Linked DNA regions of Homo sapiens: region 2 is linked to region 1. A link is a loop called in an ENCODE intact Hi-C map of the cell type or tissue named here. Cell type or tissue: pancreas. All regions are shown on one strand. Each heading gives the region's core, and the rest is flanking DNA. Links, peaks and the distances in the headings are about the cores only. Region 1 overlaps PAQR5 (progestin and adipoQ receptor family member 5). Region 2 holds the start of PAQR5 (progestin and adipoQ receptor family member 5).

The links. Peaks named below come from ENCODE experiments on the same cell type or tissue, not always from the same donor. Only the 100,000 strongest peaks of a DNase experiment are listed, where the experiment ranks them.
Region 2: a loop joins it to region 1, with 2.3 times the contacts of the local background. A loop is called at or near these places in 3 of 110 quality-filtered maps.

What each region holds. Positions count from the first base shown.
Region 1 is chr15:69,373,581-69,376,481 of GRCh38, reverse strand. The region is part of intron 3 of PAQR5 (progestin and adipoQ receptor family member 5); the gene reads right to left. Among named protein-coding and RNA genes, the nearest start is that of KIF23, 39 kb to the left of the region's middle. In pancreas, for the core only: no CTCF peak of the experiment used is centred there; no DNase peak of the experiment used is centred there.
Region 2 is chr15:69,298,235-69,301,135 of GRCh38, reverse strand. It overlaps PAQR5 (progestin and adipoQ receptor family member 5), which reads right to left and starts at 2,224. Exons shown (of 9, transcript NM_017705.4): 1 at 2,080-2,224. It overlaps PAQR5-DT (PAQR5 divergent transcript), which reads left to right and starts at 2,373. Exons shown (of 3, transcript NR_184010.1): 1 at 2,373-2,658. In pancreas, for the core only: no CTCF peak of the experiment used is centred there; DNase peaks (open chromatin) are centred at 1,501, 2,175 and 2,425; H3K4me3 peaks cover 1,759 bases; H3K27ac peaks cover 2,061 bases.

The sequences.
Region 1 (2,901 bases), core at 159-2,658:
AGGTCTTAGTTGCACTCCTGCTCTGAGCTCCTGTGAGCACAGGAAAGAAGAAACATTCTCTCCGTCTTCCCACTCTAGCCTTAGCAAAGTGTTTTGCATAGAGCAGACCTTCATAAAACGCATGGTACATACATTGAAAGGACAAACTAATATTTGAAGACAATTTTGTATTCTAAACCCAGTTTGACCCCAAAGGAAAACTGCAATCATTTCCTCAACACTTCGTAGCTTGGCCTCATTTCTAAGCACCCCCAAGTAAGCAGGTGCCTGCTTATTTGCACAGCAGAATTGATTTGTAGGACTCCACCTTGCACCCCTAGTTGCAGGCTGAGCAATTTAGAGTGAAATGAAATCAAATCATATGCAGCCTATTTAGAAGAGAGAACCTCCAGGAACTAGGAGCAGAAGGGCACATCAGCAAGTTTTCCCTTTCAGTTCCTGCCTCAAGCTCAGCATCCAGGAAAGCCTTCTTGCATGGCCAAGACTTGCATGCACCTGCTAGCCAATGCCTACAATTCTACCGTGACAGTTTCAAGCCTTTGGTTTTTCTAGCTATTAAACTGCAAACCACCTGGGGAAAATCACTGGGCATTTTTGGCCAGCAGTAAATAATGGCAGATTTGGATAGCAGGGAAAGAGAAGAGGCAGAGTAGGATCAGGGGACCTCAGGCGCTATTCACATGAATTCTGCAATTCCTGCTCACGGAATCCTCACAACCAGCTTGTGAGGAAGAGCCTTTTATTGTCTCATTTCACAGAAAAGGAAACTGAGGCCTGGAGAGGTTAGGGCATTTATTCAAGTTCTCAAAAGTAACGGAAGCAAAGCTGAAACCTCAATGCAAACAGCACACTCCATTTCCTGTCCTCTTGTGCACTGTCCTTCATTGCTCCGCCTGGGGAGGGCTCTGTCGAGAGATAAAACCCTTATCGCCTGGCCTGTACTATGATTTTGGACTGTGACATACTTCTCTGAGCCTTAGATTCTTCTTCGTTAAAGTGCCATTATGAACTAAATCTGGGAGGCAACTGTGTCCCTCCCAAAATTCATCTGTTAAGTTAAAGTCCTAACCTCCAGGACCTCAGATGCAACTGCATTCGGAGATAAGATCTTTCAAGAGGCCATTAGGGTGGGTCCTAATCCAATCTGCCTGGTGTCCCTCACAAGAAGGGGAAATTTGAATTCACAGAGAGACACCAGGGATGAGCACCCACAGAGTGGTGACTCTGTGCAGAGGCAGCAAGAGAGTGGCCATCTGTAAGCCAAGGAGAGAGGCTTTGGAGGAAACTGCCCCTGTCCAAACCTTGATCTTGAACACCTTTCAGTCTCCGGAACTGCGAGAAAATAACTTTCTGTTGTTTAGACCACTCAGTCTGTGGTATTTTGTTATGGCAGCCCTAGCAAACTAATATGAGCGGTGAGGTTATGCAAGCCAGTGCCTCTGAAACTTTCTTCTGCAAGTGTGTGCAGATCACCTGGGCACCTTACTGCAGTGTGGTGGCTGGGGCGAGAGTCTGCAGTTCTAACCAGCTCCCAGGGCCTGCTGATGCTGCAACTGCCTCTGGCTTCAAAGCCGGACTCCCACCCCAGCATCGTGCTGTCACCTCCCTGCCCAGAATCCAGTTCCCTACAGAAGAGGAAGTTCCTTGTATGTAAGAGGGACATGGTGACAGGGAAAGCCAGGACAGGGAATAGTTAGAGGCTAGCGGGGAGTCTGATGAGGTGTTTGCTGGCAGAGGGCAGGGGAAGAATGGGAGGGAAAAGGGGGAGGCCATGCATTGATGCAGCAATTATCATTATTATTATTGAGACAGAGTCTCACTCTGTTGCCCAGGCTGGAGTGCAGTGGCGCGATCTCGGCTCCCTGCAAGCTCTGCCTCCTGGGTTCAAGTGATTCTCATGCCTCAGCCTCCTGAGTAGCTGGGATTACAGGCACATGCCACTATGCCCAGCTAAATTTTTGTATTTTTAGTAGAGATAGGGTTTCAACATGTTGGTCAGGCTGGTCTCAAACCCCTGATCTCAGGTGATCCACCAGCCTTGGCCTCCCAAAATGCTGGGATTACAGACGTGAGCCACTGTGCCCGGCCTTGCTGCAGCAATTATAACCTATCATTTCCTGGGTACCTGCGGTGCACCAGGCTCTAGGTTGGACAGTATGCCACATCCCTTGCAGGACCATGCTTAGTTCCCATAGGACAGAAATACTTAGGCTCTCAATTAAAAGAGCATAAAACAACAATTGCACACCACACACATGCAATTACTAGAACTTTAAATAGGCTGAATTAATAACCAACCATTGTTGATATGAAACCATTACAAGAAAATGCCAATTTACAACATTGCTGTGATGTTTTTTAAAAATACATGTCCAATATTCAGTCAAGCATAAGAATGCTTTTTGTACATGCAGTATAATATTTACAGAAGAAGTCTCTTCTGGCTGAACATGTAAGACGGATAAAAATTAATGAAATAAATGATGAATATCAGGGATGGAGGAACCAAAGAGTATTAATAATTTAATGGACAATAAAGTAAAAAAAGATACACAAAATGTTTTTAAAAAGTAAATAGCACTGGGCACAGTGGCTCACACCTGTAATCTCAGCACTTTAGGAGACTGAGGTGGGCAGATCACTTGAGGTCAGGAGTTCGAGACCAGTCTGGCCAACATAGTGAAACCTCATCTCTACTAAAACTACAAAAATTAGTGGGACATGATAGAGCGTGCCTGTAGTCCCAGCTACTCTGGAGGTTGAAGCAGAAGAATCACTTGAACCTGGGAGGCAGAGGTTGCAGTAAGCCGAGATTGTGCCATTGCACTCCAGCCTGGTCAACAAAGCGAGACTCTGACTCGAAAAAAGAAAAGTAAACAGAACTCAGGTAGTGTGTGCTAG
Region 2 (2,901 bases), core at 115-2,614, 75 kb after region 1:
GCTACTCGGGAGGCTGAGGCAAGAGAATTGCTTGAACCCGGGAGGCGGAGGTTGCAGTTAGCTGAGATCTCGCCCTTGCACTCTAGCCTGGGTAATAGAGCAAGACTCAGTCAAAAAGAAAGAAGAAAGAAAGAAAGAAAGAAAGAAAGAAAGAAAGAAAGAAAGAAAGAAAGAAAGAAAGAAAGAAGGAAAGAAAGAGAGAGAGAGAGAGAGAGAGAGAAAGGAAGGAAGGAAGGAAGGAAGAAAGAAAGAAAGAAAGAAAGAAAGAAAGAAAGAAAGAAAGAAAGAAAGAAAACGAACTAAAGGAAGGAAGGAAGGAAGGAAGGAAAGAAGGAAAGAAAGAAAGAAAGAGAGAGAGAGAGGGAGGGAGGAAGGAAGAGAAAGAATGAAAGAAAGAAAGAAAGAAAGAAAGAAAGAAAGAAAGAAAGAAAGAGAGAGAGAGAGGGAGGGAGGAAGGAAGAGAAAGAATGAAAGAAAGAAAGAAAAGAAAGAAAGAAAGAAAGAAAGAAAGAAAGAAAGAAAGAAAGAAAGAAAGAAAGAAAGAAGGAAAGAAAGAAAGAAAGAGAAAGAAAGAAAAGCATACGGGATTAAGGATGTACTCTTGGTGTAAGGGGAAAATGTTGCCCCACGTGGGTAAGGGTGCCAAGGGATCTCAGTGGTGGGGCTGGACACCTTTCTGATCCAACTTTTCAGAGTGCCCTTTCTGCTTGCCAAGGGCAGAGATAAGGCAGTTGGAAAAGAAGCTTTGCTGTTGCAGGCTAATCATTCCATTCTCGCAGAGCACCTTCCGTGTGCCAGGTACTATTGCTACGGCAGGGAACAAAGCAGGTCCCTGCAGGGAACAAAGCAGGTCCCTGCCCTCCTGCAGTTCTGGGAGCTTAGCAAGGCTCTGGCTGGCTCTTGGAGGACCTTACTGACTGGAGTTTGTGTCTGCTTGGAGGTGCCCTCTCCCCTGAACCTCTTTCACAGGCAGAACCTAGGGGGGTGGGGAGTGGGGTAAAAGAAACAAACCTCTGCTGAGTCAAGGGCACTGCAAGAATGCAGAAGCGACCATGCAGCTCTGGAAGGATGCGGTGGGAAACCCGCCACTCAGTGGTGGAGAAAAGCCCACCAGTTTCTCCAGCAAATGGCTGAGCTTTGTTGGGCCTCCTTGTCTTCTCATCTGCCCATGTGTTAATATCTACTCGCCATTGGTTTGTTAGGTTCAAATGAAATCAGGGATGTGTCCCTTTTTGGCTGCTAGCTCTTCTCAGATCCCCTGACCTCTCCCCATCTCTTCTCTATGGCTCTGCGTGGGAAGGGGCAGTTGTCACCCCCGACTCCCACTAAGCTGAGCCCTCCTCCCAACCTAAGCGGGAGGAAGCCGGTTCTGCTCACGGATAAGAGTTACCGGGCTCCTGAGTTCTTGTTCTGCTGGGCCGGGGTCCACCCCCTCTCCTGGGCTCATCCGACTAGGACTTGGGAAGTGCTAGGGGAGCCAGGAGATGCCCAGCTGGGGGCTGTGGCCGGGGGGAGGCCAATGACAGAGCAGGGGGAACTCCCTGTAGCTGGGCACCCACTTCAACAGGGCCGGGACGACCCCCGCAGGCAGTGGGCCGCCCCTCACCCACACGGTCCTGCTCAGCCCAGGCTCACATCTGGGCTCAGGAGGCGGGAAGCACAGGTGTAAAGAAATCGCCAACTGTGCAGCCCCAATCCAAGGGTTTTATTAAAGTGGGGGCGGCGGGAGGGGGGCGGTGGAGGAAGGATAAGCGGCGCAAACGCCCTGGAGAGTGAGAGAAAAGGTGCGAGAAGGCAACAGCTCCCCTCACCGCCCTCGATTGCAGCAGAGAGCCTTCTGCACGGCGGCGGCCGCCCCACCTTCACACCGGCCCCGCGTGCGGTGAAAGTGGCCGAGCCGCGCCGCCGCCGGATCAGGGCCGCCCCGGCACAAACTTTCCCAGACCCGCCCTCGGAGCGGCCACCCAGGCTCAACGGGCTCCACGGGCGCAGGGCGGCTGGGGCTGCCGCGGAGGGCGGGTGCGCGTGGACCGGGAGGTGGGGAGGCGGCGCGCGGCGGGGAGTCCCGCCCCGGGTTACCTGGGTTCCAAGGGTCTCGGGAGTCCAGTGGACAGGGCGCGGGGACAGCACAGGCAGGCCGGAGACCAGACACTCCTCCCGGGCTGCGGCGACCCCGGACTCGCGGGCCCTGCACCTGGCCCTGCGGGTCGCCGCGCCTACCCATGCCGGTCCCCGCCCGTCCCCTCCCGCGCGGGGCGGGGCGGCCCCGGGGGAGGAGCCGAGGGCCGTGGGCACCACCCCCTGAGCCAGGCCTGCGCCTCATCACGTGCCACCGACCCTGGGCTCTGTGACTTCCAAAGACTCGCCACCCCATTCCACAGCCTGAGGTGCCACCAAAGCCATAAGCCCAGGGGAGTCTCTCACACCCCATTCTCCTAGGGCCCATGTACCCCACGCCCACCTCCACCCCAGGAGCCGAAGGCCGGCAGGGAGCCTGGAGAGCCTCCTTGATGGGAGAACTGCGGAGCTTGCCCCTCGGAAAAGTGCATGGGGTGGAGAACAGGGAAGGAGAAAAAAACAACAACTGGGTACTCGCAGCCCCACCGCGGTGTCCGCTTCGCCGGTGGGAGAGGATCCTCGCCGCCCTGAATCCTTGAAGTGAGTTCCACCCCTGTCTCTTGGAGTGCTCAGGGTGGCGGGCCCTTTGCCAGCCCTCACCCTTTCCCCAGGGATCCTGTCCCAGGTCACAGGCTCCTAGACTGGAAGGCGCTGGGCCTGGACCTCTGCCACTCAGTGGACACAGCTATAAGAGATGAAGGGACACAGAGGACAAAGAAGAAACATTTGGCTTCAGGGAACCAGACTCTGTGTCTCCTCCCAGGTGCTGAAGGAACAGGTTGC